Regions from separate parts of the Homo sapiens genome. Here all the other regions are linked to region 1. The links are chromatin loops, found by intact Hi-C in ENCODE. Cell type or tissue: natural killer cell. All regions are shown on one strand.

Evidence for each region. Peaks named below come from ENCODE experiments on the same cell type or tissue, not always from the same donor. Only the 100,000 strongest peaks of a DNase experiment are listed, where the experiment ranks them.
Region 2: a loop joins it to region 1, with 7 times the contacts of the local background. A loop is called at or near these places in 3 of 110 quality-filtered maps.
Region 3: a loop joins it to region 1, with 3 times the contacts of the local background. A loop is called at or near these places in 3 of 110 quality-filtered maps.

Annotation. Positions count from the first base shown.
Region 1 is chr18:70,068,597-70,076,596 of GRCh38, forward strand. It overlaps RTTN (rotatin), which reads right to left. Exons shown (of 49, transcript NM_173630.4): 33 at 6,756-6,945; 34 at 5,310-5,398. Among named protein-coding and RNA genes, the nearest start is that of CD226, 120 kb to the left of the region's middle. RefSeq lists a silencer at 4,057-4,351. In natural killer cell, CTCF peaks have their summits at 4,259 and 4,473; a DNase peak (open chromatin) is centred at 4,285.
Region 2 is chr18:69,891,669-69,899,668 of GRCh38, forward strand. CD226 (CD226 molecule) reads right to left here. Exons shown (of 6, transcript NM_001303618.2): 3 at 4,033-4,377. Among named protein-coding and RNA genes, the nearest start is that of CD226, 52 kb to the right of the region's middle. In natural killer cell, no CTCF peak of the experiment used is centred here; DNase peaks (open chromatin) are centred at 4,133, 4,943, 6,203, 6,623 and 3 weaker places; H3K4me3 peaks cover 2,388 bases; H3K27ac peaks cover 5,070 bases.
Region 3 is chr18:69,943,781-69,951,780 of GRCh38, forward strand. It overlaps CD226 (CD226 molecule), which reads right to left and starts at 4,093. Exons shown (of 6, transcript NM_001303618.2): 1 at 3,581-4,093; 2 at 2,954-3,289. The coding sequence starts at 3,626. RefSeq lists enhancers at 1,673-1,802, 1,813-1,862, 2,363-2,412. In natural killer cell, no CTCF peak of the experiment used is centred here; DNase peaks (open chromatin) are centred at 871, 3,771, 4,161, 5,341 and 1 weaker place; H3K4me3 peaks cover 4,258 bases; H3K27ac peaks cover 5,684 bases.

The sequences.
Region 1 (8,000 bases):
ATTGGCTTAGTTTAAGAGCAAACTTAGTCTGCTGAAGTCATCCGTTCCTGTCAAGCTTCTCGCTGCTCTGCTCTGTACCTCACAGTAAGTAGGATAACTAGGGTTGTCCTCTTACAACAGCGAGAGTCTAATTCTTGTATCTATCACTTGCTCAATTCATTAGAATGGTCTAAGTGCAAAATCACAATCTAGACTTTTCCCTCGCTTTCACATCTGCCACATGACATATCCTGAGATCTTCAATTTATAATCCCTCGGTAAGACAAAAAAATCTGAATTTGAATATATTTCTAGCCTTATTACTTTACAGATATTACAAAAGACAATACAAGCTTTTTAGAGCAGGCTGATGCTACTTAAAGGTACTGTCCTAAAACAGACTCAGATTAGTGTAATGGATGTTGCTAGGGGATAGGAGCTGGGGAAAAGGGGAGATGTTTGGTCAAAGAGTGCAAACTTTCAGATAAGATGAGTATGTTCTGGGGATCTAATGTGTAGCATGGTGAATATGGTTAATATGGTCTAATGTGTAGCATGGTGAATATGGTTAATATGGTTAATAACACTGCACAGTCTACTTGAAAGAGAGTAGTTCTTAAGTGTTCTCACCACAAAAAAAAAAGGTTGACTCTTAGGTGACAGATGTGTTAACTAATTTGACTGTGGTAATCATTTCATCACATATACATATGTCAAGTAATCTCACTGTATATCTCAAATATATACAATTTTATTTGTCATTTTAGCTCAAAACTAGGGGAAAATAAAAAAATAAAATGGACTCAAATCTTGCTTATAAAAACTGAAAAAAATTGTTCTTCAGTGTGTTTGTAAGCAGATTTGGTAACTAAAGAAGGTTTCTAAATTATGCTTCAGTGTAAAATAAGCAGCTAAAATTAAGAAAGTCCCTTTGAAATCACTGAAAATAGCAGAGTCATTTGCCATATCCAAGTAGAACTGGAATGTAAAAAACAATTTCTGTCATATAAGCAAAAATGCATCAATGTACAAAAATGATTTTCTTTGTATCTGCCTTACAGAAGCAAGTGATTTCACTAGACACTTTAACTTTTTTTGAAAGTTAATTCAGAACTTGAATATTGTATTTGCCAAAATGATCTTGTAATAGTTCCATCAACTTCCCTCAAAAGCAGTACTGGTGCCAAAAAAGTTTATTTAATTGTTTTTAAAAAGGTACAAAGGGAGAAAATAAGGATTGTAGTGTGAAAAAAATAAAGTACAAGTCTAGCCACATTTTGAAAACATGGAAAAATATAAGATATGAAGGGTTTCTAAGAGATTCTAAGCTTCATGTGTTCATTTTAATAAATAATACCTTTCTCTATATGCCCAGGAGCAGGAAAGCTTTGGCATGCTTCTCAATTTGTAATCATTAATTCTAACCAAATTATAACAAGAAGTTTAAATTATTTCAACTAATAGATTCATAATTCAAATGGATTATGTACAATATATGTAAAAAAAAGAAAGCTCAGAAAAGTCCTCTGAAGGAATGAGCAGAAGATGATAGACGATTCTTGCATGTCTAACCAAAGGACCACTTAAAGAGACAGATCATCACCACAACACAGTCACAGTTCCTGTGCCATCCTGTGTGTAATCTAAGAGCACAAATTTCCAAGAGCTTGTCTCACTTGTATTTTCCTCCTAACTAAATATAAGAGGTTGTTAGACTCTGGATAATCCACAGGTAGCTGAAATTTATTTAAACAGAGTATAACATTTTCTTTCTCTCTCCATCATCACACAAACTACCACCTCCTCAAGTTTTCCTGGGGTCACCATGCTGGAGGTATTTGTATGTCCTATCAGTGATGCCTATGTCAAAACTATTTTTCTTTTAGAAAGCCTCTTGGATCCATCCCTGCTTAAACTATCCTCTGTCTACTCTTCCTTCTATAAAACAATTTTAACTACCATCAAATGAGTGTCAATACGTTATTTCTCTCATATCAGTTGTAATGTTTCATGCCATTCCATGCTGCTGAAATATCCTTACATCTTTATCTTTATAGCTCTTATATCTTACCTCTTCAAATCCAAAAGCTGATTCAGCTTTCTTAACTAACTCCTATCTGATTAGTCAGGTCATCAAACTTTAGCTTTCCGTCCCACATTCTACTCCAAACAACCTCTTGCATTTTCTGAATGTTAATGCCTTCAGTACAACACAACTTCATATTTAGTTAGAAAGTCTAAGTATGCTTTATGTTCTCAAGTAGACTTTTGTCATTTGTTAAGTGGTCACTGAATCCTAAGGAATATTTGAATCTTTTCAGTCCCTTGCAAATGTTTGTATGCATATAAAAGAGAAGGGGATAATATTGTAAAGCCCATTTCAGTGGCCACTTCCTACACAAAACCACTTTTCATTTCATCTTTCCCTCTAAAGAAACCTCACTGTCCCTTGACTACACCATCTTTTATGGGATCAATCACATCTGGCCTTAGAGTGAAGGAGGAAGCAAACATACTTCTGGACTCAAAAGAATGGTCTACCAGTTACCATGCTAGGAACTTGAACAAGCATGCACTCCATGGAGTGGGACCTCACTCCATGCCCTAATTTCCTCTTTTGCAAAATAGTAACAATGCTTTTCAGTTGTTTTAAGACTATGAAGTGTAAAAATTCTCTTTAAATGTTTAGAAAAACTAAAATCAGTTTTCTTTAAATCTGTGTTCCAGAAAAAAGTTTGAAAGATCACATATTTCACAAAGAAAGGCTCAAAAAGAAAGGAATTATATTTCCCACATATTTTATTTTGACAATTGATAAATTTAAAAAAATACAGACATAGTTCTGCTCAGGAACAACAGAAGAGACCAAATTTTGGTCATAAAGCTGTTGCTGCACACAGGTGTGTAAGAGGCACAAACAGCTATCCATCTTGGATATAAACGTGATTTCGAGAAGAAAAACACCACCTAATGGCTGCATCCTCCTACCCCAGAGGAGGAGAATATTGAGTTCGATAGAGGCCACTCCTGAGGAAGCATTTACAAGGGCGATGCCCCAAAGCTAACAATGACACTCTGCTTACTCTATCTGCAGTTTATCAAACATACAGGACCCAACAATCCTTACGAAGCTTGCCAAACAACGGAACTAATACACATTAGGTAACAGCATGAAAGTCCCTAACTTGGCATTAACAGCACAAAATGGATAGTAACCCAGGAGAGCATGCTGGATGACATGACCCAAATCAAAAGATGATGCTTTCCTTGGAAAGATAAAATGGAAAAACCAGCCAACTAACCAATAAAGGATTGCATTTTTTCTCAATTCTGAGATAAACAAAACAAAGATATAAATAAGCAGATAAGCTGATTAATAAGATTTACATCCACTCAACTTATACCTCAATTTGTAACTTCAACATTTTTTTATACATAAGAAAGTATGCCTTGGTCGAAGTACTGACAGCTTTGGTTTAAAGTAACACTGGCAGAATGAAAACACTCTCCAGATTTTTCTCCTGTTGGGACAAAGATACACATCATCTTGGGTATGGTAAAGAAAATATAACTAGTAGAATTAGGGTACGAAGACTATTTTTGTAACTAAAAGTCACCCATTCTAAAAGTTGTTTGGAAACCTCCCGAAAAAGAAAGTAAAAAGTAAATTCTGTAAAAATTCTAACAGAATACACTAGCCTTTAGAGAAAATAATAAGAAATAAATTTTACACATATTACAAAATTCTTTTAAAAAAACTGAAAAGATTCCATTGGTATATATTTCTAAAAGTCTGTGTTACATTCAAACACAAACAAGTTAAAGACCTTCACTTTAATTGGGGTGCTTCTTTCTTTAATAATGACTACAATTAATAACATATTTCCAAATTTTCTCAGAAAATCTAGTATTCTAACCTGTAAGATTAAATGTTATTACAAAATAGAGAAATTCAAAAGGTTGATATGCTTTTGCTTTTTGTATTTAGGTTTTCTTGTATAGGATAAATATGACTTCAGTGCTCACCACAAAATAGCTAAGATAACTCAAAGTTAATTAGAGCAATTATTATTTACTGAGTACCTACTAAAAGCAAAAAAACTGAAATATGTACAAAGATTTCAAGGCTAGTCTATAGCCCTTTTGACAAATAGGCTAACAAACAAAATTTACTTTTAAGCACACTTTCATGCTGTCCTTCTGTGAACTAAATAACCAATTAAGACAATTCAGTTTGGCATTTATCATATTACTGCTCTTGTTGAGACAAAGGTACACACTATCTCCACCTTGGAAAGGAAAGCATGACATCTAGTGGAACTCGGGTAATTATCTTACTTTTCCATACAAAGGTCCAATGTAGCACTAAACACAAATACTTCTCTTGAATCTAGGGAAAAAAAGACTTAAAACTGTAGCAAAAAGTATCAGTCTTTTGAGAAACTAGGAGATAGATTAAACATAATCTTTACATTATAATGTCTGTATAATTATTATTCTCATATTATTTTTGTTCCTGGAAACAGGTGTATCAAATCTTTCCCTTCCTGATATGTTGTATAATACACTAATTATTTCAAAAACACTTTAAAATTAAAAGTAACATTTCCCAGTTGAGAATAAATGATTCTGTATGTTTGTAAATAACTGAAACCTAGTATCAATCATTCCTTATAAATACTCAGTGTTTCAAACTTTTCTGCAAAAAAAGCAACTAATGCATGAATGAAAGGGGAAGGAAAGAAGGCATGCAAACAGGCATATATAAATTTCAGGTATTCCAGATAAACTTCTATGTGATGCAAGTATTTAGAAGTGTGTTTAAAGCTGTCAGCACCACACTAGAATCATTTGAATGTTCTTCATATTGCCCTGCCCTTAAGCACAATTTCAGGGTAATCAACCATTTTTAACATGTAGGATTTGTTCTCTTCTAATACTAACGAAAAACATATTTTCACACTTTCGTACTATCAAAAAAGGTAGGAAAGAGAGGTTGAAAATTCTCAACTAAAGGGATATTCAGTGTAGCTATACCGTAGCAAGACACACCCTGGTTCAAACTCCAGTTCTGCTACCTATAGCACTAATGATCACAAAGTTACTTTACTTCAGAGTGGCTTGCGCACACAGAAAAGCAAGATAAGTATCTATAATGTATGACTGATGTGCAGCTTGAATACAATAATTTAGCAAAATTCTGCAGAAAGCACTTCGAATAAATCATAGCTGTTATAACCTTACACTTTGTATTCTTAACTCTCCCACTAGGCAAACTCAAATTTTTTCAGAGATTCAAAATAAAGGACTTATGCATTCTTTGCAAGTACCGTTGTTTCTGAGGTGGAGAGAGAACTTGGATCTCGATCCTGACTTGTCCTAGATGGAGCCCTCCAAAACTTGAATGAGTCATCTAAACCTGCAACAACGAGAAAATTGTTAACATGGACACCCTCCTAGGAACTGTAACAATTAATTAAAAGGGTACGCATTACAGGAAACCAATTCAAAACTAAAGAAAGGAAAAAACTTATATGGATCTGGCTTCTGAGATAGACCACTATTTAAAAAAAAAAAAATCTAAGGAGAGTTTTTTTTTAATGTGCATAAGAATCACTGAGAGCTTGCTAAAGCAGCTGCTTCAGCCCCAGCCCCAGAGGCTCCAATACCCCAGGTCAGAGTGGAAGCCCTGAGTGTTCACTTCTAACAAGTTCACAGAAGATGCCAATGCTGTTAGTTTAAGGGCCATGCTCTAAGTAACTGATCCAGAGAAATCTAAACAATTAAGTGAGTCACTTTTCTAAGAGGGATATTTAAAATGTTCAAAACTTCATCAAATCTCATTTTCTTGATTCTTCCAAGAAGTAAACAGAAAAGTGAATCACACATTCACACTTAATAATTCGGGGATAAAGGAACTTCATGTCTTCAACTTACTCTTAAATGGCTCAAAAAGAGTATATATAGATCATACATATCCGTTTATTTATACACACATACACACACATGTGGCAAGATGTAAATACTGTAAAATGTTAACATTTGAGAATTCTTTTGTACTATTCCTGAAGCTTTTCTGTAAGTTTGAAACTATGGCAAGATTCTAAAAAATTATTATAAAAATGAATTTAAAAATAAAAGCTATTTATATTATTAAATTACTATTTATTACAAGATATAATTATTTTTATGTGCTCAGATCTTATACTTAGCAAATCTACAAGAACCTACAAACAAAAGGAATAAAAAGGTTTCAGGAAAATATTGTGACAAATAAGTAACATACTAAAATAAATAACTTTTTGATACATGAGCAAAATGAATTAGAAAATATAGTGGGAAAAAGTCTCATTCACAAGAAGGATAAAAAAACTGTACATTGCCTAGAAGTGAAAGTTCCAAAAAAGTTTGAGACGTTAACAGAGAAAGAAACTATAAAACTGTACTGATGGGCATAACTTATAAAGTATTAATAAGATGTCAAAAATAATTTCCATGAAGAATTTATAACATAGAAAAATGCTTGCAGAATATTTAGTGAAAGAAGGAAATACAAAAATGTACACAAGATATGAACATAATTACATAAAACAAACAAAGGCTATACAGAGAAAGAAGACGGGAAGAAAATACATCTCTCTGGGTGGTAGAACTGGAAATGAATGTTTTCCCTGTATACTTTCATTTTTCAAATTTTTAAAACAAATATATGTATTTTTAACAGTTTTTACAAGTTACATATTACAAAAATAAAAATACAAAGATATCGTACTTACCATTTAAATCATTGCTTTCTGAATTTCTATCAAAAGCAGAAAAATTCAAATCAAACATACACCGTCCTAGGTAACAATGCTTTACCATCTGATTCAAATGTTCATAAAAATGGCAGTGATATAAAAGAGCCTGAAGGGCAGGTTTTCCAATGAGCGATAGGCCAGAGTCCTCATCATGAACACAGGGACCCTGTAGGAAGAGAGGGAAAGAAGGAGGAGACACTGATTTATCCAACAATTTCCTTAAAAAGATCCATTGTCTCCTCTCGAGGAAACAAATGGGTCCCAGATGCTCCCATCTCCTTCCACTCTGCTTTTGTCCTTACACAGTTATAGCAGCCTGACCTAGGACAAATTATTCCATAATACTCTAGGTCTTTGCTGCCTAAACACCCCCGTGAAGGGACAAAGCTGATCTTTCTCTTGAGGGGCCATTTCATTTAAAATGTTTCTATGGAATGATCAGCTTTAACCAAGAAATCATATACTTGCACCAAAAACACAATAAAAGCAGTATTTTTCAACCTACATATAATAGTAAAATAATAGGTGTTAAAATATATGAAATAAGGTGGTCCATATATTATGTTCAGAATTATTTTTTATACCTATCACTAAGCCAGGTAAAATGAAAAGGTCCATCAATATCCATATGGCAAAATCTGTCACATTACTTCCCACTGAATTAATCCTGACAAGGAAAAAAAACACACACATGTATACATACACACACATGAACTGCCACCAGGAGGCTGAAAAGAATCTGCTATTACACAATTTTTCTCTTTGCATTTTTCCCAAACAATTTTTTGCATTGTGACTTACTACTTTTCCTGGAGTATCTAATAGCAAAAAGCAAGCAATGAGGATTGGTTTGAAGTTTGCAAATAATCCTACCATTAGTTTATAAATATTTCTATTTTCTGGGAAATGATAATAAAGTTAAGATTTCAAAACAGGCCATAAGAGAGAGAAAAATAAAAGATAGCAAACAGAAATCTAAGAGCCAACAGGAAAGATACGTTCAAAACATATTGCAAGTTGACCTTTAACCATAAGATTTGTATGTGTGTCTGTTCTCTCACCCTCCCCATCACCAAAAGAAGATGGATATTTTAACTTACTCTTCAGGAAGACAAAGGAATTCACAAGTTAAAGGCACGATTACACTAACAAGGTTATTTCTATTAACACTTCTTTTTAAGGACATTTATATACATCATTATAATTAAACCTCTTCAATAT
Region 2 (8,000 bases), 180 kb before region 1:
ATCAGTCAGGTTTCTGTACACAAACAGCAAACTATCCAAAAAAGGAATTAAAACAAAATCCCATCCCCAATAACAATAAAAGGAATAAAGTATTTAAGAATAAACTTAACCAAAAATGTTAAAGACTTGCACACTGAAAATCATATAGCAACTTATTCTTTCATGATTATTGTTTTGCCATCTTTGCTCAAGAACTAATGGTAGCTTTGCTTGACAATTATATGAGATGCAGGTTTTCACTGTCATCACTTAATTTAACCTACCTCGTCCCATATTAATACATAACTTAGACTCTCCATACCAACCTAGTCATTTGACTACAGTCTCCCATGCACCATCTCCCCATTCCTCCTGCATATTTGGGGTTACTCTTCATAACCTGTTTCATGTCATTCCTCAGCTCTAATCATCAATGCCTCATTTGAACCTTGATGGTCCCGCCTGAGTGGTCTCACTGGTGGAAGACGATTATACAAGGACATGAGTAATTATACTTATCAATAGCAAACAGAAGTTTTTTCAATATTAGCCTCCTCCAGAAACTTTCTGCAAGAGCTGATTTTATTTCTTTTGCCTTCATTCTTTTTATAGCCAATAAGGTCAGTTTAAACAATAGTAGTCTGCAAATCATTTAGCTAATATTAAAATATTTGACAAATTATTTTAGTGGCACCTAAAATACTTCTCTTATGACAAATGAAAATCCAGAGGATGTTAAGGGCCAAAAATAACTGTAGTCACTGTCAATAAACAGACATTCCCCTGTGCTCCCCCCGTCCCCACTTTCCTTGCCCTTCGGTCCAGGCAAGTTTCAAATTCAGAAAAGTCAGTCTGGAATTATTTCATTCTACATTTCAGGACATAAGTGCAAAGGACAAGAGAAATGTATTTCTTTTCACTCAGCAAAGAAAGTCAGTGGTAAATGTGAGTTCAGTTCTTGCTTCTGCCATTTTCTCCTCTGTTCAAAACCAATCAAGGCCTGGATACTTGACCTGCTGGTTGGCAGGGGTCCTCTGTTGAGTGACCTGGTACTTGTCTGAAGATGAATGCAGGCAGGTAGGAGTCAGGGGAAGAGCCCCTCTCTGTGTGTGTGTCCGTGTCTGTGTGTGCATGTGTGTGTGTGTGTATGAATATGAGAGTCCTAAAAATCTCTCTTTTAGATCCAATACTATGTGCTATAAAAGAAGTCATTGAGAACTAACAAAAGTATGTACAGCAATTTATAAAATCTGCCACAATCACCTTTCCCTTGGCAGTTGAAATAAATTAAATCTGTCCCACATCTTATATCTGTCTCTCTGCTTTAATCTCCACATTGATTTTTGACCAAAGAGCCTCAAGACGTGAAATAATCAAATTGCACCAGAGAAAACACAAATGATCTGTTTTGCTTTGCATCTAAGTTTTATATTCAATCTTTCACTTATAAAAATTGAAAAAAGGAATTAAACTGAAACATACAGTCAATGGCTGTCATCTTCTGTCAATGATAACTTTTTACTAATGGATACAAGGTCCAGTTGACATTCTTTCAATCTGTCAACTGAATGTCAAAAAGCCATTTGCAACTGTTCAAAACACATGGACACTAACACTACTGACCATTACATTTAGTCATCTTCATTTCATTGGCAGAGTTTGACGCTGTTTATAATTTACATACAAAGAAATAGTTTTGTGCAAGAAACTTAGTCATCTTTGGACAGATGAATGACATTTTTATTAATTAATAAGAGTTAAATAACCATATCTCCTAAAAATCTGTTACCTTCATTTTCTCTATAATTTAAGATGTTTACAATTACTTTTTCAGCATATAATGGGCAAAATCTTATACGTGTTTGAAAATGATTCTTTATGACACTTTTCTGAATAGAACATTTTTTTCTTGCCTTGGTCTCTAATCTGTTTTCACTGTTTCTTTTTCCTGACCAGTTTCAAAAAATACTTCCATAATGCAAGGGATTTTTAGGTAAGAAGTTCTTTTTGTCTGTGTCTGAAGGAACAGAGTCAACATTTAAAATGAGGAGTCTCTGCTAATTTTTCCTCCCCCAAATATTTCACCAACCACTCATCATTTTCATTAAATTCTAAGTCCAATGTATGTCTCACCACAGTTCCTAGAGGAACAAGGGAGGCTTGATGTGGTCCAAGGTGATTGTGTATGAAAAGATGTTATTCCCTGAAAATGCTCTCCTTATTATACACAGAGCTATAGTGGAAGCTTCTGTTTATACAAGACCTTTTCTTCTTCATTTTCAACACAGGAAGAAATATCAGTTTGCAATATGAGCAAAGTCTATAAAGGGACAGCCAAAGCCTAGCAAGCGTTGGCTCTACAAGTCTAACATAAGTCAAAGGTAAATTAGCTGGCTGAAAGCATGTGGAAGGGAGAAGGGAAGGAAGAAAAGAAAAGGGAATGGAACAGAGTGAAAGAAGGAAGGAAGGGAAGGAAAGATGGAAGAGAGTGAGGGAGAAAGGGAGGGAGGGAACTGTAATACAGGCCTCTACACAGAACTCTATATGGACCTCTATATTTGTACTTCTGTAAATAAAAAAAAAATCACTTTTTCTCACAATCATACAAAGTGGATCTAGGTTTTGTGGGGGCTGGAATCTTACACAATTTAAGGATTCATTGTGACAAAAGAGACAAATGCCTAATACACAAATAGTGCAGTGCTTTGGAAGGGGCCTGCTCAAGTGGGAGGAAGGAAGGAAGGAAGGAAGGAAGGAAGGAAGGAAGGAAGGAAGGGAGGGAGGGAGGGAGGGAAGGGAGGGGAGGGGAGGGGAGGGAAGGGAAGGGAGGGGAGAGAAGGGAAGGGAGGGGAGGGGAGAGAAAGGAGGGGAGGGGAGGGGAGAGACAGGAGGGGAGGGGAGGGGAGGGGGGGGAGGGAAGGGGAGGGAGATGGGGAGGGGGAGGGCAGGGGAGGGGGAAGGTAGGGGAGGGAAGGAAGGGGAGGGGAGGAGGGGAGGGGAGGGAGGAAGGAAAGGAAGAAGGGAGAACAAAGTGAAAGGTAAAAATAAATTATTTTCTCTTCCGTGTCCCGACAGTGAGGAAGCTGGCCCAGAGGCAGAGCTGGGAGAGCCTGGGATGGCCTTCCTCTCTCTCAACTGTAATGCAGGCCTCTACACAGACCTCTATATGGGCCTCTCTATATTAGCACTTCTGTAAGTGAAAGAAATTACTTTTTCTCATACTCATGCAAAGTGGATCTAGGTTTTGCAGGTCCTGAAACACAATGAAAGGCTTCATTGTGACAAAAAAAAGACAAATGCCTAATATACAAATAGTGTGGTGCCTTGGAGGAGGCCTTGGAGGAGGTGGAAGCCCCAAAGGCCAATTTCACCAGCACAAAGATTATACTCAGTAATGGTCACCAAAGATCTAAGTCAGTGGTTCTTATAGTATGTTTGGGGGTCCCTGAGGATCCCTGTGTCCCTTTTGGGGATCTGCAAGGTCAAACCTATTTTCCTAGTAATATTAAGATGCAACATCAGTCTGTTTCTGCATCCACATCTGAAAAAGACTGAGAGAAAAAAAGGCTCCTGTCTGGCAAACTGGCAACCGCATTCTCAAACACCTGCTGAAATGCACTCAACGCAGCCCTGCTTCAGCCATATCAACCTAGCACTGTCTTGTATTGCTGGGGTATGTGGGGATTCTAACACCTTATCACCACCATCAAAAATATTCATGTAATTGGGAAGATAGGAGTTCTACAGCTGAAACCTGAAGGCTGGTAATACCATATGTTTTTCAGCCCTTTACGAATTTCTTTTTTAAGCTTCAGGATGGTGGCAGATAAGAAAATTGGAAAGATTTTTATTGCTGTATCTGATTGATGGATTCACAAGATAAAGAAACCCTCAATACTAGAATAATGGCCAACTCACCTAAATTCAGCCATTTAAAAAAATGCTGAATATGCGCATTAAATGAACATGTTTACCATAAATAAAAACAGAGACCAGCCCACGGGGCTGGCTTTTTCCATGTTTGATACCAGAAGATGTCTGGTGCTCACTCACCCTCGGCTACAGTCAATCTCATCACGAAGGTTTCGTTTTCTCCTGCGCTGGCCTGCAAGTAGCAGCGGTAAAGCCCCGAGTCTGAGACTGTGACATCGGGGATGACGATGACGCTCCACCTTCCGTGGCTGCAGTTGCTCACTATTTGTCTTGGGAACTTGGAGGTGAAATTTCTGCCATGGACCAAGTTGCAGTAAGTTAAGAGGTCGATCTGACGGGGCTGGATCTTTTCCCACCTCACTGCCTGCACAGGCCACGTCATCTGAGGCTGACAAGTGAGTGTGACATTCTTTCCAGGTTCCGAAACAATGTGGCTATTTGATGGCACAGCTGCCTCAAAACTATCTGAAAAGAAGAAGCAAATGATTAGATACAGGTTGTCAAATTTTGGGACACCCAACTGGAAGATACTTAATCATAAAAATAATTGGTGATGTTACCTAACACAGTTCTTCCGTTGTGAATGACCTCTTTATACTACTTTTTTTTTTTTTTTCCTGAGACGGAGTCTTGCTCTGTCACCCAGACTAGAGTGCAGTGGTGTGATCTCGGCTCAATGCAACCTCCACCTCCCAGGTTCACGCCATTCTCCTGCCTCAGCCTCCTGAGTAGCTGGGACTATAGGCGCCCGCCACCGCGCCCGGCTAATTTTTTGTATTTTTAGTAGAGACGGGCTTTCACCGTGTTAGCCAGGATGGTCTCAATCTCCTGACCTTGTGATCCGCCCACCTCGGCCTCCCAAAGTGCTGGGATTACAGGCATGAGCCACCGCACCCAGTTGTGAATGACACATTCTTGTAAGAGAAAGGGTTTTTTTTGTTTTTTGTTTTTTGTTTTTAAGTCCGGGAGATAAATAGAAAAGAGGATATGATTGTTCACACATAGTTCCATAAGTGTTACTTGGTTAACCATGTAGTGAGAAACACAGCCAAAACCCCTGGTGCTTTTCTTGGTATCATATCAAGAGGCTGAATTTTACAAAGAGACTGTTAGGCAATAATGCTGGGCTGGTGTCTCTGACACTGACCTACAGTATCAAATGTTCAGGTTATAATCATTCTGGCTAAGATTCTGACAGTTATGAAAAAGATACCAAATCATTCTCACTGAATATACACATGATCTCATTCTTCAGATATACAGGGTTGTCTTACACATGGGTAGAGTAGGGCCCCACATGTGGTATCAATTCTTGATACCATGAAAGTCCAGTATTCTCCCACCTTCCTCACACCATTTCTGGAATTCCTACCATAAAGTACTCAGTAATTGTCACTAAATATCTAAGTCCATGGTCCTTAGAGTGTGTTTGGGGGCCCTGGGCATCTCTGTGTCCCTTTAGGGGATATGCCAGTTCAAATCTATTTTCCTAGTGATATTGAGAGGAAATTCCCCCTCTTCACTCCAGTTCTCTCACAGGTATACAGTAGATATTTCCAGAGGCTCTGCCAGCTAGTGGTATGCATGCTTGAAAATTCTTGTGTTTTAAATTTTGCTCAATATTGATTTCTAATACAGTAAACATGACAGATATAGCGTACATAAACAAACACTCCCTGAGGGCCTTCAGTAATTTTTAAAATAGCATAAAGGGGTCTTGAGACCAAAAAGTTTGGGAACCCGATCTAAAGAATAAACTGTGGTAACTCTTTCTTAAAATTAAGATAACCCAGCAAGGTAACAAGTGGATCTATTTATTAGTGATGAACACCTTCTTTCTTCTGATGGCATCACTAATGCCAACAAATCCTGACCTGCTATTTCAGTAGAGTGAGGCCTGGGCAGTAATGATGTCACAAAACTCTCTGGCACTAAGGGAGAAATGCAAAAAGTGGGAAGTCATCTGTCACTTCAACTATGTGACAGTTTCACTCAGGACTGGCCCAGGAGCCATTGTCTTGGCATACAAACAAAAGAAAAAAGAAATAGAGAAAGAGAGAAAGGAAGGAGGGAAGGAGAAAAAGAAGAGAGAAAAAGAAAAAAGGAGGGAGGAAGAAAAAAGGAAGGAAAGGAGACAGAGAAACAAAAGAGATGTCACATTTCGAAAGAGAGAATGAAAGCAAGTCTAAAGTGCAGTAAGATTTGCCATCTATTGAACTAGAATATCATGGCTACGATAGTTTCAGCCGCACCAAAAACTAGCTTCTCATCTTCAGCATGCGGTTCCATGTGTCAAAATGTTGTAAAAAGAAAACCACAGCACTCCAGCTTTCTCCTCTGTACAACCGTTTACCAAAGGTAGCACTTTACCCACATAACACACACCCGGAAAACATTTCGTCTCTAAGTAATAAAGCAACACAAGAAAAGGGGAAGAAAGAAAAGCAAAGGAAGAAAATTCATTAAAAAAGGGAAAAAAGGAAATAAAAGCTTAAAAGAAACAAAAGGAAAATTAAAATAAAAATTAAAACAGGGAAAGGAAGACGTGAGAAAAGAAGGAAATGCGTGACAACATAAAATCAGATGCTAGCACACCATGTGGAGAAATGAAAGAACATAAAAGAAATGAAAAAAAGGAGGAGAAATCGACTTTCATGTGAGCCCTTCTGGTCCCTGGGAAGTAAGAGGCAGCGTGAATGCGTGTCCTCAGTGCTCACACGCACAACTGTTTTGTGTTTTTCTTCTTCTTCTCTCTGGATGCCGCCCCGTCCAATCTCAGGAGTTTCCTTTGTCTGCCTATCTAACCAAAACCATGCTGTCAGGCCCCCGTGAACCTGCCGACTCAGGTAGAAACAGGGGTCTACTCATAGCCGTGTCTGCATTTTCACAAAGGACAATGCAGGAAGCAATGGGGAAAATCCTAGAGGGGATGCAGCTGTCTTTGGGGAGCAAAGTGCAGGGAGGTTACAGCAGAGGCTCCATGTGAGGACCTAGACCCGCCTCTCAATAGACTCAGCCTGGAGGTGAAAGAAGTGGTTCCCAACCCTAGAGCCAGGTGGTTCAGAAGCTCAGAGTAGCCCCTGATTAACCTTTCCTGACAAACAGAGTAACTGATTGGTGTTAGATGAAAATCAAGACCTATTACGAGGTCGGCCAAACCTGCCTTGCCTCAGATATTGCTTGTGGCTTCTCAGACCACAGGCTCTTCCTGCAAAGCTCAGTGGAAGGCAGCTCAAAATGACCTTGAAAAGAACTGCCAGAAAGAGCCCACACAAACAAGAGAACCGTGGGATCCTGATGAACTTGGAATTGGAAAGTGGATTCACGTGAAACAGACCAAAATGTCGTAGTTAATTGGGAAGAAAAAAATTTGATTTCAATAAAACAAATACAAATAATGAAAACCAGCTTATACTTATATGTAGCTACGTATTAATACTTAGAATAAACATTGAATAGACTGTGTTGTTTTCCCATGATTTTTATTGCAGGATATCATGATTAAATATTCTCTATTTTGTATGTGGCTTCTCTGGCTTGACCACAAATCATCCTTGGAAATTATTTCAGTGCTTCATCACTTTTCCAACCACTGCTCATGTCCTGGGTACCCCAAACATTGCTGGGTACATCTTCACATCATGCCACTGCCCCTGCCCACTAGCGCCTCCCTGGCTACTGACCTGTCCTCCTCACCATCCTCACTGGTCAACAGTTCTGCATATGCAGTTTGAGCAGCTCTGCAAAATCCTTCACCCACTTCACAAAACCCTGAGTCATTTTACTGTCAGCTTCGTAAACCCAAGCCTCTGTATAGCTAGACCATTTTACACTGCTCTGTACTTAGCACCTAGAACCATGCTTGGCATAAAGTAGAGAAGTCAATCAATATTTTTTGGATAAAAAATTTGCCAACCTAAAGAATGGGAGGAAATATTTGCAAACTATGCATCTGACAAAGGTCTAATATCCAGCATCTATAAGGAAGTTAAGCAAATTTACAAGAGGAAAACGACCCCATTAAAAAGTGGGTAAAGGACACAAACAGACACTTCTCAAAAGAAGACATATACGTGGCCAACAAGCAT
Region 3 (8,000 bases), 120 kb before region 1:
AAACGTTCAAGTGCACACAGGAGATTCAAGGAGGAAGTCTATGAAGATCCAGACTATGTAAAATTCCGCACATAATAAGCTATCAATAAATAGCAAAAAATCAACATATTTACAGAGCATAGGGCCCAACTCCTTCATCCTTCTGAAGTTCTTACAATCCATTATACAAACTAGGATTTCTAGATTCCAAGTCTTTTTTTTTTTTTTTTTACTATTTAATGTATTTTCAACTCCCCCTTTACAGTATACAAAAGTACAATATTTGCAATCCCAGTATGTTGTTACTGAAGTACATAAGAAAATTTCAAGCACACCTAAGGTTAATTTTGAAATACAACTAATATTTTTTAAACTCACTATCATTCTTAGTTTAAAAAAGTGAAGCTCTCAAACTCTCAAAATAGGGTAGAATGCCCTCACTAGCCCATTGCATCAATCTGCTCTTTAAAATACAAATAATCAAAACAAGAGCAATGGATCATGGCTAAGGATACCATCATGAAGAATTCAAACTAGACGGACAGCCGGTATTCCTTCCTCTGACTGAAAACTGACTGAAAATCTCCACATTGTATTTTTTTAAGCCCCATGAAGGTGACAGCTCTCTTTTCCTAACCTCAAAAACTAGCAGTAATGACAAATCTGGATGAAAACAACAGGAAATATTCCGAAGACTATTCATATGTGATGTTAAAAATCCTACCTTTGCATAACAACCATCATTTAGTTCTCTACAGGTTAGCTCCATCCTCTATCCTGAAAGGTTGAGCTGTTTTCAATTGGTTGTCCTGTGACAGAAACCAAAACAGCTAATTTGGAACCCAAACTTTAAAGGCATACCACACAAGGCAGCAGTGGGGAGTGCATCCTGTTCTAGCTTTGGTGGCTCAGGCCTTGTTTCCAATGGCTCAGTCTATGTTAAAAGCTTTGCCAATCTTCTACTTCGCCTGCCTGACTGATTTATAGCAAACTACACAGTAAAAACTTCCAAGCAGGATTTAACAGGTGTCTACATACAACAGCAAATGAGGACTTGTATGGTGAAACAGAGTCTTTAATAAATAAACATTTAACTAAAGAAACATTGTAAATTGACACTCTATAAGCCTCAGCTATATACACAAAATTAGTCTTCACCCTAGCTACACCTAAAGAGAAAGGGAAAACTAAATATATGAAGATGTTTCTTATCTCCTGACCATTTGATATTCCTCATATAATTCTGTACTTGTTCTTTTAGAGCACAGATCCCTTAAAAATAAAGCACTATTATGTCAGATGTCATAAAATGTTCTTCTCTGTACAGCCATGAGTATAATTTGAGAGACACCACACAAGAAACACACAGTTCCAAAAATATTCCCTGCTTTAGATTGTCACTAATATCTGAAAATTTCATTATTAGTCCTTTTGGATCACAAGCATAGGAAATAATAAGATGTATCATTCTCTGACTACCATGGACCAAGTTCTTTAAATATATCGTCCCTCAGCCATTCAACAAGTAGAATGGCACTACCAACCCCATTTCCTCTTCAGGAACCTGAGATTCAGAGGGATCGAGCAACTAACACCAGGTTGATGGAAAGTGATGACTATAAACCCAAGTGTTTCCAATATACTACAACCAGTTCATGTAGTCATCACTAGAAAGACAAAACCACAATCTCTGGTAGATAAAGCAAAAAACACTCCAAGGGATCATTGGGTTCTTTCTGACACCACAGCTCACAATTTATGAAGAAAGTGTCCTCTCTAGCTAAACCTGGATGAGGTGAAAGATAGAGCCAGGGCCAAGCTTGGTGGTTCATGCCAGTAATCCTGGCACTCTGGGAGGCCGAGGCAGTTGGATCACTTGAACTCAGGAGTCCAAGACCAGCCTGGGCAACATGTTGAAACCTCATCTCTACAAAAAATACAACAATCAGCCTGGCATGGTGTATTAGTCCGTTTTCACCCTGCTGATGAAGATATTCCCAAGACTGGGCAATTTACAAAAGAAAGAGGTTTAATTGGACTTACAGCACCACATGTCTGGGGAAGCCTCACAATCAAGGTGGAAGGCAAGGAGAAGTCACGTCTTACATGGATGGCAGCAGGCAAACAGAGAGAGCTAGTGCAGGGGAACTCCTCTTTTTTAAACCATCAGATCTCATGAGACTTATGCACTATCATGAGGACAGCATGGGAAAGACTTGCCCGCACGATTCAATTACCTCCCACCAGGTCCCTCCCACAACACATGGGAATTCAAACCATATCACGTGGCGGTGCACACCTGTAGTCCCAGCTACTTGCGGGGCTGAGGTAGGAGAATCGCTTGAGCCCAGGAGCTGGAGGTTGCAGTGAGCCAAGATCATGCTACTGTACTCCAGCCTGGTGACAGAGCAAGACTCCATCAAAAAAAAAAAAAAAAAAAAAAAAAAAAGAAGGAAGAAGAAAGAAAGACAGGAAAGAAAGGAAAGAAAAGAAAGAAAGAGAGAGAGAGAAAGAAAGAAAGAGAAAAAGAAAGAAAGAAAACAAACTTAGATTTGGTACTGTAGGAAGAACCTTGAACACACAGGGGTTGATGTGGGTGCTGGAGTGTCCAGCAGAAGGGAATGGTGCTATGTCACTGTGATAAAACCCTGAAAGGATCCTGAACCCATGTGTTGCCAACATCAGTTTAATCAAGGCTCAGGTTATCATTAAGACAACAAAAAACCTGTGCTTTCTTCTACTACATTCAAATTTGAAAGGCACTTCTACTCGGACACAACAGCACAGTCAGAAAAATGAAACAGACTCCCAAGATTGCTCCTTCAAAGCAGTAACATCAAAGCATCTAGAAATGGAATTGGAGAATGCCACAGAAATACGAGAAGACATTCTATAGCTTCTACTTGGGCTTTATAGAAATAAATGTTGTAAGTGGATAAAAAGGGATTTAAAAAAAAAAAAAACTTGCCCTTACCTGACTGAACCACCTGTATCACCTTCTGCCAAGTTCCCTGTGGGTAAGTGTAAAGAGAGCAGGAATAGTAGCCAACATCATCTTCAGAGGCATTCCGAAAGAAAAGAGTCATGTTATTGGAAGCCATCGTTGAATTCAAAAAGTAAACCCTCTCAGCATAGGGCTTCCTTATGACCATGCCATGAGTAGGGCTGAAAATGGCTATGGAATCCTGCTGGGTCCCGATCTTGAACCACTCCACCTGTGTTAAGATGCCCATTGATGGATACACACATTCTAGAGACATGTTCTCGGCAAAGGGAACTGATGTATGCCAAAGCACCTCTTCACATAGAGCTGAAATATACAACATCACATTAATTGTTAGCCTTGATGATGGAAACACCAAATCAATATCTTAAGCTTTTGAAGACCTAGTGCATTGAGATCACAGTAAAGGCTGACAGTTTCTGCCTTTGTCTAAAAAGGCGTCCTGCTGATAATTGGAAAATGTAACTTTTAGTTTTTCTGAACAAGTGAGAAATTATCCTAGCCAACTAAAGAGCACTGTAAATTCTGAATATGCCACACTGTACAAACAAAAACAGGAGCAAAACTTTTAAATGAAAATATAAAGATCATCTTTACCTCTGTATACATGAAGAAGAGCCAAAAGTAAAGTAGGATAATCCATCTCTGGAAACTGTTTGAAAGGCTGGTTCTATTAAAAAAAAAAATTGCTTTTTATAATGTGACATGCAGATCCCCAGCACAATGCAGTTTCCTTCCTCTCAGATGTTATCAGTCGTGTCTTCTTTTTCTGAAGTATGAACACAGGAAAAAGGCCTTAGCTTAAAAGACAGGTTTGCTCCTTTATGAGGATGGGCAGATTTGAGTTTCTTCTCTCTCGGGGAACCAGTCGGCTTATTTTCGGGCTTTCATTTTCTACAAGGAGTCATTCATTCAACAAACATGTGCTGCATGCATTCTCTGTGCCTAACTCAGCTGTAGGCAATGAGGATACAATAATACAAAAAAAAAAAAATATTGCCATGATAGAACTTACATTCTATGTGGAGGAGGCAGAAACTAAAATAAAGATGTAAAAATATAAATAATAAGTGAAAGGTGGTGCATGCATGGAGCAGAGAAGTCCTCACTGAGAGCATAAGATGAGGCAGAGGCTGAAGTGGGCGGAGGGAGCCTACGCCCAGCGCTGACAGCCCATCCTGTGGCCTTCCTTTCACCTCTTCCTCCTTGCTGATCTCAGACATTTGCTTTGATGAGGACCAAAAAACAGATCAAAAGCCCATCAGATACAAAAGTATGCTGGCCCAGGGCATATGCAGATCTACCATTATGAGAGATTTAACTTCTGATTTTGAAATAATTATAGAGTCACAGTAAGTCACAAAGAGAGTACAGACAGGTCCCTGTCCCCAGGTTCTGTCAGGGGTCATATCTTACATAATTATAGTACAATATCAAAACAGGATTCATTTTTCAGGTTCATCATTGCTCTCTTCTTTCTCTTATAAAATACAAGTTCCAATTCTTAAGAACTTGTTAGGTACAAGTTCCAATTCTTAAGAACTTGTTAGGAACATATCAGCATGTTAGTATAAAAAGTATACCCCTACAAAAAGAGGAATTGTATAAATGCATTTGACCCTGGTAAGACTGTCAAAATAGAAGATGAGTAAAAATTGGGAAAAGTAGGAGCAGAAACCACTGAAGACAATTTTATCTAATGCCGACCCTGAACTTTGTTTGTGACTCAGTCTCAAAGTGTATCAGCAAGTGTCGACTACTCAGCATGAATATCTAATGTGGGAACTTTCTCAGGGAACATAAAATCAACAATGCAATGATAATCAGAACAAAATTGTAATGTGTACATATAATCAAGCATGGTGTCACCTTGTGTTTATATGGCATTATATTTTCTAAAAGTTTTCACATCTATGATATTATTTGTGCCTCTAGTTGTTTTGTGATGTAGTCAAAAGAGGCATCTGTTATCTCTGTTTTGTAAATAAGTCAACCCAACAATTCCTCCAAATTGTACTGAGTTATGCTGGGTCCTCTGCTTAGTCCCTTGGAAATACAATCATAAAGAGGACACATCTCTGCTCTCAGGTTATGCATAATATAGTGGGTCATATTAATTTTAAAAGCAATTTATTGTAGCAAAACATGATCATCTCTATACAAGTCATTTGCTAAGTTTTATGAAAGCCAGAGAGAACAAATCATTCTAATAGATTGTGGAAAAGGTTTTATAGAAAAAGTGGGGGGAAAACAGAGGCGTGACAATGCGGGTGTTTCAGGAAATGGTGTGACTACAGTCTAGTGGGTGGGGAAGTGACCGAAAATGAGACTGAGTCTGGACTGAAAAGTGACCTGAGTGACACACATAAAGGAACTGAAACGTAGCAATCAGAAACCGCGGCGTCATGCTAACTTCTGTAACTCCAGCACCCAGCACAATTCCTCAGGCAAAGCAGGCTCTCAGTAACGCCTGTGACGTTAACACATTCCTGAGAGGAACATGGAGCCGCCGAGGAGCTGATGGAGAAAGCGGTGCACACAACTTCGCGTTTTGGAAAGATAATCTTGGTCACTGTACAGAACAAACTGGAGTGGCAAGGACATGGAAGACCTCCATCAGAATTGGAAAAATTAATTTCATCTATTATGTCCTATTATGTCCTAATGACAAGATTTTCCCCTGACAGGCACCAGCAAAAATCAAACTACAAATGCCGGGCTAAACCAAGTCCAGAGAATTCCTGAGGTCCTGAGGACAGGGTCCCCCTAAGTACTCCTCCTGCATTCATATCTTCTGTCTCAGGCCTGTGTCCCTTCACACACACACACACACACGGATACATGCACACACTGACACACTCACGTGCTCAAATGCATGAACCCACACATGCTGTCTCCCAAACATGCATGCACTCACACACACATGCAGTCTCACATATGCACCCACACATGCTCTAACACACATTCACACACACAACATGCACCCACATACACATGCACCCACACACACATGCTCACAGTCTCAGACACACAATCACATGCATGTGCACACATACTCTCACATCCACGCACACTCACACTCATGCACTTACACGTTATCACTCACATATGCACACTGTCTCACTCTATCTCAATCACATGCATGTGCACATATACTCTCAAACACACATCCACACACACGCATGCACTTACACATGCTCTCACACTCACATATGCACACATTCACACTTTGTTTCTCACACTCTCTCACACACACAATCACATGCAGGTGCACACATACTCTCAAACACGTATACATGCACTCACACACATGCACACACGCATGCACTTATACATGTTCTCACACATGCTCACATATGCACACACAATCTCACACAATCACATGCATCTGCACGTACTCTCAAACACACTCGTACATGCATACACTCACATGCACGCACACATGCATGCGTTTACACATGCTCACACACATTTGCACACACTCTCACACACTCTGTCTCTCTCTCTCTCTCACACACATACTGCATCTGGCGTGATCTCAAAACAGAGTGTACGGCCAAAGTCTAACATACCACCTGCTCTTTTACAGAAAAACTTTTTCATGCCCCCAGTCTAGTTGGAAAGACAGACATCAGACGAACATACAAATAAATGCACAGTTATGAAGTGCATGTCACGTTATGAAAAGGAAGCAACACACACAGGCATGGGAGAGAATGGCTGGGGCTGCAGCCAAGCAGAGGCTGTGTCAGGTTGGTGGTCGGGAAAGGCTCTCGGGCAGTGAAGTGTGTTCTGGAATCTGCAGAAGCAGGAGGCTGTGGCCACATGCAGGGTGTGGCCAGGTGTGTGAACGAGCAGTCCAGGTGGATAGGAGAGCAGGTGCACAAAGTCAGAGACTTTGTGGAAGTTTTTCAATCATTGTAGCTGGATACATTGAGGGGAGATGGAAACAGAAAGATGTAGAGATGAGTGGGGTGGGAGTACATTTGCCTTATATACTTCCTGGTACAATTCTAAGAGCGATTGGAGATTGTTAAGCACCAGAATGATATAATCAGATTTCAATTATTAGAAAGATAACTGACCATCACCCATTTCACTTTCCTCACTCCTAGCAGTACTGTACCTGAGTTTGAGTATCCACCCCTTTCCACACGCCACAGAGATATTATGACAAATAGAAGCTATTGTACTGAAAACTATGATTTTGTGTGTGTGTGTGTGTGTGTGTGTGTGTGTGTGTGTGTGTGTAGAGGTGGGGACGTGCTATGTTGTCCAGGCTGATCTCAAACTCCTGGTCTCAAGTGACCCTCCCACTTCAGCCTCCTGGGTAGCTGGGACCCAGCTGAGCCACCACACTCAGCTAATTTTTTAAAATTATTTTTTTTTTGGAGACAGGGTCTTGCTACATTGCCAAGGCTTGCTTGGAGCTTCTGGACTCATGTAATTTTGCACTTGTACATGTTGGCCTCCTAAAGTGTTGGGAGTACGGGCATGATCCACCATGCCCAGCCTGAAAACTATGATTGATTTGAGGGGTCAGAGAAGCCAACTATGGCCTGAGTTGGCCCATCAGAGTGAAGGAAGTTATTCACATTCCATGCCAGAAAAACAGCATGGAATGTGAACAATTTCTCTTCTCTCCATCCTTGTTTCTATCTTTATCTCCTCTCATTATGCATGAACAAGAATGCTGTCCTGGTTACCACAGGCAGCCATATTGAAGGAAATCAGCCTGAGGACAAACAGGGTGGTAGAGAGAGACAGAATGAATGTGGGGCTCAGATGGCATTACTGAGCTACTGAATCCACCAACTCTGAAGTCTGAACATATTACATAGAATTGCAAGGGGTCCTGAATAGCCAAAATGGTATTAAAAAAGAAGAAAAAGCTGAAAGACTAACATTTCCCATTTCAAAACTGTAGTACACAGCTACAGTAATCAAAACAGTGTGGGTATTGGCATATACATAGACAAATAGACCAAGGAAATTGAAATGATGATCAAAACAGATG